Linked DNA regions of Homo sapiens: region 2 is linked to region 1. The links are chromatin contacts, found by Hi-C or POLR2A ChIA-PET in ENCODE. All regions are on one chromosome and are shown on one strand. Each heading gives the region's core, a stretch centred on a gene start or an enhancer-like site at or near the end of the contact. The rest is flanking DNA. Distances are from core to core; before and after follow the strand shown.

The links. Hi-C counts contacts between places; a loop is a spot of excess contacts on that map. ChIA-PET counts read pairs that join two places held with the same protein, here RNA polymerase II (POLR2A). Pooled maps may share reads with other maps.
Region 2: a loop to region 1 is called in a pooled map, with 3 times the contacts of the local background. The contact joins two enhancer-like sites. A Hi-C loop is called at or near these places in 3 of 50 pooled maps. POLR2A ChIA-PET finds 5 or more read pairs at or near these places in 2 of 52 experiments (CD8-positive, alpha-beta memory T cell and activated CD8-positive, alpha-beta memory T cell).

What each region holds. Positions count from the first base shown.
Region 1 is chr1:8,392,882-8,397,570 of GRCh38, forward strand. All of the region lies in intron 12 of RERE (arginine-glutamic acid dipeptide repeats), which reads right to left. Among named protein-coding and RNA genes, the nearest start is that of RERE-AS1, 29 kb to the right of the region's middle. RefSeq lists an enhancer at 2,848-3,047. Within about 2 kb of position 2,875, at least 17 of the 41 ENCODE cell types and tissues checked have a DNase peak (open chromatin) inside an H3K27ac peak, as active enhancers do.
Region 2 is chr1:8,167,283-8,171,971 of GRCh38, forward strand. No RefSeq gene overlaps it. Among named protein-coding and RNA genes, the nearest start is that of LINC01714, 39 kb to the right of the region's middle. RefSeq lists an enhancer at 1-340. Within about 2 kb of position 2,614, at least 26 of the 41 ENCODE cell types and tissues checked have a DNase peak (open chromatin) inside an H3K27ac peak, as active enhancers do.

The DNA.
Region 1 (4,689 bases), core at 1,625-4,124:
ACACGATGTGCATTCTCTGGGGGCATTTTCAAGGGTTTCCATTTCATAGAAAATGAAAGGATTCTAAACCATGTAGAGACGGTGGAAAATATAGTTGGATACTACCCAATGAAGATGTGCACCAAAATACCATGATGAAGTTTATCCTGAAAGTAGGAGAAGGAGAATGTGGTGGGCTTACTCATGAGAAGGAATAGCAAGGTGCTCAGATTGGACTTCTGCAGGGATTCGTCCCCAAGTTCCCAAAGACTCAACCTACCAAGAAGGAGGCTACTTTGCCAGAAACTGTCCTACACTTTATAGTACTTGATCTTACCTTTCCAGATGTTTCTGTGAATTTTTTAGTCTAGTGCACCATCAGTTCACCAACTGCTCTAGGAAGATCCAAATACAACAGTTCTTATTTCCGCCTCCATCAAGGGTAATAAATGCCAAGTAAGATGCAGTATCCTATTTAGCGTGGCCTGTGTGACTGGGGGCCCAAAGCCAGGAACCATAGCATCCACATCATCTGGGCCTTTCTGATTGGACCGTAGCATGACAAAGAGCAGTGGCTTAGGGGACCCTCCTTTCTCTTGCTGACTCAATCTAAACTGCTCTGGGTGAGCACTCCCCCTTTCCAAGTCCTGTTTAATTCTACTCATAAAATGGGGTTGGTTTTCTAACAGCTCAAGGTGTTTTAAGAATAATACACAGTGTTCATAAAGCATAATGGGCATCTCCCAACAAATGGACCCAAGCGCAGGCAAGGTCCATTTCTGGTTATTTCTGTTATCAATATTATTTGAAAAGCATAGGTAAGATAAAATAGCAACCCTCAACTCTGATGCATCCAGAACTGGGCAACTACATAATACAGAGACAATTTACATGAATGAAAGTTTAATGGCATCAAATCAACTATGGATTACTAGTATCCAGGTAAAAGTAAAAACTATATAGAGTTGAAAATGTTGCTAAGAAAATATATTAACATATAAAAATACCTTTTAAAACTTCCTTCATTTTTTGTTTATAATTTGAAGGGCAATTAGAAGCTTCAGATGATAGGAGCTCAAGGCCCACGATTTTGCCATGAAGGCTGGCCACCTCCAATCTCCACCTGGGGACTTAAAACACTGCAAAATCCTATACACCATAACCCAAGAAAAATCCCTGATTTCTCCACTAAGGGCTCCTGAGACCAGAAAGACAAGATGAAGGATGGTGACCTATACTTTGGGAAAACCAAATTAGCTGCCATTTCTTGACATTCTATAATCCCAACTTTCAATTTCTAATGCAGGTGGCTCTAACTGCACAGGTAGGACAGAGCTGAAATCCAATGTAAACAGACACAATTCATCTTGCACACAACACTATACAGAGCTTTCCCCATTATTAAAAAGCTTCACCAAAATCTTGATTGGAAGTATGCTAAACATACTGCCCACAATTCCAAATTAAACAATTTTGAGAAATATTTCTTGCTTTTCAGATTCTCAAAATATTTGAAGTTCGACAACTACATACAGGCAAGATCATTCTGACCATCAACTACTCAATTAATTCTCACTACTGTCCTGGGAAGCAGATAATATTATCACCATTTTATAGATGAGAAAACTAAAGCACAGAGAGATGAAATAATTTGTCCAAGGACAGCGGGAGTGGAAAAGGAATTCACACACATTTCCGTTTTCCAGTAATTTAACTTAAGAAAGGAGCTACTGCAGAGAACAAACTTATCAGTCATGGAATCCCACATCACTCAGTGCTGGAGAGGGGGAATGAGCAACAAAAAAGTGACAAATCATAAGGTCTGAGTCCCAACTCTCAGCCAGAGTCACCCAATTGCTTCAGAAGACTGTTACCCCAAGGAAATAAGAAAAAAATACGTTAACTTGCTCTGTAAACCATAAAATCCACTACTAGTATATATATATATTATATCTCCATGAAGCACTTACCACAGTTACACTTGGTTTTTGTTTGCATTTCTTAGCAGGTGATTAATACTTTAAGGGGAGAGAAACTGTATTACTCATTTTTATATCCTCAGCATCTATCTAAAATGTCTTTCCCATAGAAACTCAAACGTCTGTTGAGTGGTTGAGTGAGTAAATAAATGTAAATAAAATAAAAAAGAAAACATATTTTAAGGGCCAAACAGCCCAAAGGCATTCCATGAGGGAAGTTTGTTACTAAACTTTCAGATAAGGTGTCTAGTATTTCCTGTAATAAGATATTGTATATTCCCCTTCTCCTGCCCACAGAATAAATCAAGTACAAAGAAACTAAAAATAATAATACCAAAGAATGAGCAATTTCCGGGTCGGGTGCAGTGGCTCATGCTTGTAATCTGAGCACTTTGGGAAGCCGAGGCGGGTGGATCACAAGGTCAGGAGTTCAAGACCGGCCTCGCCAATATGGTGAAACCCCATCTCTACTAAAAATATAAAAAATTAGCCGGGCGTGGTGGCACACGCCTGTAGTCCCAGCTACTCGGGAGGCTGAGGCAGGAGAATAGCTTGAACCCGGGAGGCAGAGGTTGCAGTGAGCTGAGATCACGCCACTACACTCCAGCCTGAGCAACAGAGTGAGGCTCTGTCTCAAAAAAAAAAAAAAAAGAATGAACAATTTCCTCTTTGGTCTTGTCTGCATAAAAAAGGAACCTCTCCTGCTCAGCTATGCAGGCACCTGGAGACATTTGAAGCTGGAGGTAGGAAAAAAAAAAGGTGAAGGTGAGCTTGACCTAGAAGGGCAACTGTGAACAAGGTGCTTTGAGGAAGCAATGTCAAACCTGTGTGGACCTTTTTGTAAACAGGTTAATTTCCTAAATTCTTTTGTGGGAATATAAGACATCCGTGTTTCTAAAACGGGAGAGGAGAGGAAACAAAAACCAAAACCAAAACCACCACCATGCACTGAAGGCCTGCAGTGGGGGCACAGGAGGAAGTATGAGAGGTTCCATGCCTGAGTTGTGATGTTTGCAGAGAATTAGCCAGTGAGAGTGCCCAAGGAACACGGGAGCACAAATCTGAGAAGGAACACTCGAACGAGGACCAATTCTATTATTATTATTCTGCTCTGTAAGGCATAGGTGACACCACCCCTCTCTCTGTGCTTAAAGGACAGCCATTCCATTAACTACCCACCTTGAATGGATTCCAGAGAAAGACTTTGTTCCCCAAGAAATATTAGCAAAAGCCTTCAAGCCAGGGCTAAGAGCCTTAGTGACAAGTGAGAAGGCACAGAACAACTGAGCAGAGATCATCTCTTGAAAACCTATGCTAATTATCCTGTTTCTACCATCAGGAAAGTGGGAGGGGGGAAGGGCTGCTGTGCTATCACTTGGGGTCCATTCTGGGGTCAAATTTGAATCCCAGCTTCTAGAGCTGAATTCAATGTGGAGTTTGTTGTCCATGCCAAAATTCAAAGGCTGATCAAGTTGAAGAACGTGACATGGACATAATGTGAAGTACATGAAAACTCACATACAAAGTACCTGCCCTCCTGGAACCAGTCCCCAGTTATCACAGAGCCGAGAGGAAACCAGTCCCCTATTATCAAATCCTCTTACTCTTGACTAGAGTGATGGAATTTGGGAAGAATGCAGCAGACTTCTAAAGACTGCTCAGCTACAAGCAGGATCTTCATCTCCTTTTCAGCTGTGGATAACAACGGAAGCAGTCAGCCGTCTAATAAATCAAGTTTAATTTTAACAGCATGAAGTATTGCCCGCTTTGTAATTATACTTCCAAAGGTAAAACCCAACTCGAATTAACTTAAAAAAATTGTTATTGAGGTAAAATTCACATAACATAAAATTAATCATTTTAAAGTTTACAATTCAGAGGCAGTTAATACATCTACAATGCGTGCAGCCCTCAGATCTAATTCCAAAACGCTTTCATCATCCCCCAAAGGAGACCCCTCCCCCTCATTAAGCAGTCAAAGTGAACTTTTTCCACAATGGCATTCTTTGTGATATATCATGCTTTCTCCACAGTATCAGTTTATTCACTTTCAACAGCATCTTTGCATTTTAAAGGTAAGGGAAAACTCAAAGGACCATGAGAACTAACACTCACAAATGTGCTTTCCAGTCTACCACGTGACTGTATACACATCTGGTGAGACAGTTATCTCAGGCAAAATGTACTGTGTGTCTTCCCTGGGAGGAGAAACAGGAGCTGATTCTAATGGAATGTTTACTATGTGACAGATACTGAGTCAGAAACAGCACAGCAGCTAAGACTGGGTGCTCTGCAACCACACTGCCCAAGTTCCAGTTCCAATTCAGTGTGAACTCTGTGTTCTTTGGGCAAGTCATCATAATCTCTCTGCCTCCTTTCTCTTCACACGTATTGTGATGGCAACACCACCACTTGCCTCATGGAGATGCTATGAAGGTTAAGTAAGTTCAAGTGCTTAGAACAGTGCCTAGTGCATAATAAGAGCTCAATCACTGCTGCCTTATTCGACTTTCACTACGACTCTGAGGGAGGTTCTATTTGTGCCCCCATTTCATTACTGAGGAACTTAAATTTTACAGCATCTAAGAGACTTACCCCAAACCCCCAGAGAATAAGTGGGATAGCTGGGATTTGAACTCAATTCTGAGTTCTGTTGGCTTAGCAACCATTCTGTAAAATGTACCAAGGAACAAAACCTTTCTGATCCCAGTTACCAAACTCATGTTGAGCA
Region 2 (4,689 bases), core at 1,364-3,863, 230 kb before region 1:
TTTTTCTGGGCCAAGAAGCCCAGGTGCAGATGTTTTCTCTGCAGGGAGTGTGCTGAGCTGGGTTTTGTGGGCTGCAAACTCCTATCAGAAGTTGATAAAGTTCTGGGCCATTGGTTCTTAGCTGATTGGAGAAGCATTTCATAAGCTTAGAGTGTGAAACACCTAGAGATGAGTCATCCATATGGGCCAGTTCCCCTAAAAAAAAAAAAAAAGTCTCTACTGTTGTAAGCACACACACACACACACACACACACACACACACACACACCTTAAACTTTATCAGGGTCTCAAGTAAGTGATGAAATCGGATGTGAGTGGTGGCTCACGCCTGTAATCTCAGCACTTTGGGAGGCCGAGGTGGGTGGATTGCCTGAGGCCAGGCGTTTGAGACCAGCCTGGCCAACATGGTGAAAGCTCGTCTCTACTAAAAATACAAAAATTAGCTGGGCGTGGTGGCAGACACCTGTAGTCCCAGATACTCAGGAGGCTGAGGCGGGAGAATCACTTGAACCTGGGAGGTGGAGGCTGCAGTGAACCCCGATGGTACCACTGCACTCCAGCCTGGGTGACACAGCGAGACTCTGTCTAAAAAAAAAAAAAGACAGAATCAGATAATGTGTGGACAAGCCCTTCCCAAATTACAACCAGAAAGTGAAATCTGACAGAAGGGAAGAACAGGACAGCCCTGGGAGCTTCTAGTCATTGGAAGAGACCGGGGCTGCATGCAGATGGGGACCCTGTTGACAGCAGCCCCTGCCTGCCATGCTGAGACCCTGCGTGTGTGAGCATCCCCAGCTTGGTGGCTGAGCCATCTCCTTGTACCCCAACCACAACCTCCTCTGTGGCTCCAGTCACATCCTGTCCCTTCAGAAGGCCACTCACAGGACATGCCCTTCCTGTGGTGACTGGTCACCTTATTCATGAAGGAATGACTGAGGACATGACTGAGGTGTAGCAGAGTCAAGCTACACCGTGAGTGTCTGTGGGCACTGCAATACCTTGGAGCTGCTGGACTCCTGAACATTGTCTAAATCATCTTTCGCAGCCATCCATCTTCTGCCACATGGATTCCAGTTTCCATTGTGAGAAAGGGGTTCAACGAGCCATGGCATTTTCCACCAGAGGGTCAGCATCTGGGCCTCTGTTATTTTTCCTTTTGAGGCCCAGTTTTCTTGAAAACGAATAAAACTTACAGCTCTTAAAAATACCTAGGATGGGCTGGGCGCAGTGGCTCATGCCTGTAATCCCAGCATTTTGGGAGGCCGAGGCAGGCAGATCACGAGGTCAGGAGCTCAAGACCAGCCTGACCAACGTGGAGAAACCCTGTCTCTACTAAAAATACAAAAATTATACCGGGCACAGTGGCTCACGCCTGTAATCCCAGCACTTTGGGAGGCCAAGGCGGGCGGATCAAGAGCTCAGGAGTTTGAGACCAGCCTGACCAACATGGTGAAACCCCGTCTCTACTAAAAATTAGCTGGATATGGTGGTGCACGCCTGTAATCCCAGCTACTTGGGAGGCTGAGGCAGGAGAATTGCTTCAATCTGGGAGGCGGAGGTTGCAGTGAGCCGAGATGGCCCCACTGTACTCCACCCTGGGCAACAGAGTGAGACTCCATCTCAAACAAAAACAAAAACAAAAATGAGCCGGGTGTGGTGGCACATGCCTGTAATCCCAGCTATTTGGGAGGCTGAGTGGGGAGAATCACTTGAACCTGGGAGGCAGAGGTTGCAGTGAGCCAAGATCACACCACTGCACTCCAGCCCGGCCAATAAGAGTAAAACTCCGTCTCAAAAAAATAAAAAACAAGAAAAACCTAGGATGGGCCGGGCATGGTGGCTCATGCCTGTAATCCCAGCACTTTGGGAGGCCGAGGCAGGGGGATCACTTGAGGTCAAGAGTTTGACACCAGCCTGGCCAACATGGTAAAACCCCACCTCTACTAAAAATACAAAAATTAGCTGGACATGGTAGCAGGTGTCTGTAATACTAGCTACTCAGGAGGCTAGGGCAGGAGCATCACTTGAACCTGGGAGGTGAAGTTTGCAGCTAGCCAAGATCGCGCCACTGCACTCCAGCCTGGGCCGCAACAACAGCAACAACAAAATACCTAGGATGCAGCACTCTTCATGGATTTAATCTAATTATCATGTGAGATGAGTCAATGATCATGAATTGTAGGGGTAAAGAAAATGAGTCACAATGAGACCATTGGTGATGGGTCAGAAGGGGCTCCCTGGTTTCACCCTCCACTGCCCTGGGGGGTCCACGCTTCCCCTTGAGCTGTGGCTGGGTGATGCTGCCCTCAAAGGCCAGCTGTCATGGGCTTTCCCCACCCCGACCCTGAAATTTCCCCCATTTGTCTGAGCTATGGCCACCTTACTGGCTCAGAAGTCAGGCTACAATACTGCAATGGAACCGGGTGATGAAGTGTCATAAATAGTTAATACAAATTCTGCCAACAAGTTTGGGGTTAATAGCCGATCTTAAAATGGGTAAGGGAAAGAAAGGGAGAGGGAGGGAAAAAGGAGAGGGAAGAGAGAGAGAGACAAAGAAAAAGAGAGAGATTTTCTGGCATTCATCCTAAGCATTTCAGCCGTAAACTGGTTTAGGCCAGTGAGACAGGATGTTCTGCAGAGCAAAGATCACGTGACCACACAGTGCGAACAAACAGATGGTGTATCATTAACAAACTGCAACGCTGCATTTCCTAGTCTCTCCAGGGTGTCAGTGACCCAGGCAATTTAATTAAAAACATTAAAAAAAAAAAAAAAAGTGACAAGGGCCAAAGTTTCATCCTGTTTAAATTCAACTTCATCAAAAAAGTGGAGGGGCTATCCCTTCCATGAAACGTCCACATATGAGCCCCTCAGGGAAGTGGCACCAACGTGTAGGTCAGTGGCACAGTCAGGCCTCTGGTCAGTGGCCATTGATCCAGAAATGCGGCCAGGGCATGGCCAGGGCAGGGGCAGCTCCAGGACAGAGACCAGCTCGCCTCCCATTAGCCTCCTGGGGAGACAGGACAGGTAAACAGCAGGGAGCTCAGGGGGTTTTATGGACCAGGCCGTGTACACAGTTTGTCCCGAGTACAAACAAGCAGGTGGCCAGTCTCACCTTTGTTCTAAGAAGCGGGATCCAGGCAGGCCAGGAGGCCCAGAGGGTAGCTGTCAGGAGACACTGGGGCCCAACCAGGGCTTCCCACTGCAGGAGCGGGTCAGGAGCTTGGACACTCTCGGACACTCAGCACTGTCCTCGCTTGAACCTCCCCGGTAATGGCAGCATAAAGTGATGGTCAAGGGGCATCCGGTTGGGACTCAAGAAGCTTAATCCCAAATCCCTGCCCCACAGTCTACCAGTGACAGACACTGTGCTGAAGTCAGCCTCCACATGCTCACCTGTAGAATTGTGACAACATGGCAAGGGCAGGTGAAGGCCCCAGGATAGTGCCTGGCCATTGAGAGTGCTCTGTCGTGCAGGTGGGCATGGGCATGGGGCTGTCCAGAATTGAGCTGTTTTTTTGAGTTGGAGTCTTGCTCTGTAGCCCAGGCTGGAGTGCAATGGTTCACTGCAACCTCTGCCTCCCAGGTTCACGTGATTCTCCTGCCTCAGCCTCCCGAGTAGCTGGGATTACAGGTGACCAACACCACGCCCAGCTAATTTTTGTATTTTTAGTAGAGACAGGGTTTCACCATGTTGGCCAGGCTGGTCTCAAACTCTTTTTTTTTTTTTGAGACAGAGTCTTGCTCTGTTGCCCAGGCTGGAGTGCAGTGGTGTGATCTTGGCTCACTGCAAGCTCCGCCTCCCAGGTTCACGCCATTCTCCTGCCTCAGCCTCCCGAGTAGCTGGGACTACAGGCAACTGCCACCATGCCCTGCTAATTTTTTTTGTATATTTAGTAGAGACGGAGTTTCACTGTGTTAGCCAGGATGGTCTCGATCTCCTGACCTCATGATCCATCCACCACGGCCTCCCAAAGTGCTGGGATTACAGGTGTGAACCACCACACCCGGCCCAGGCTGGTCTCAAACTCTTGACCTCGGGTGATCCACCCGCCTCGGCTTCCCAAAGTGCTGGGATTACCGGTGTGAGCCACTGCGGCCGATATCTACGTTTTTAAAGACTCCTGTAATGGTGGCAAACTTGAGGCTCCTGGACATGGAAGGTGAAGAGGGCAAGAAAGCTGCAGGAGAAACCCTAGAGAGGTGGGACAGCTGGGGATCAATGGCTTAGGAATCTGTAAAGAAGGATATTTAGGTTTTTAGAATTTACATAAGGCCAGGCACGGTGGCACACACCTGTAATCCCAGCACTTTGGGAGGCTGAGGCAGGGGGATCGCTTGAGCCCAGGAGTTTGAGACCAGCCTGGACCACATAGGGAGACCCAGTCTCTGTAAAAAATAATTTTAAAATTTTAAAAGAAATTCATATAATCTTGGGCTTCCCAGCAGGTAAACAAAAGAATCCTAATTAATCTCAAGTGCAGATCATAAGAATTTGGAGAAACTGTTTGCACTCCAACATCTATGGAGATCAGTAGCTTTCTAGATTACAAAAATTCTAAATAAAATGTAACTTGGATAAAACTTGATTTTTGCACAGTGATACACCTAAAAGAAGCACAACTCTGACTCAAAGGCTTTGATGACAAATATAGGCAGATCACATGGCGTATCACATGCGATGAGCCA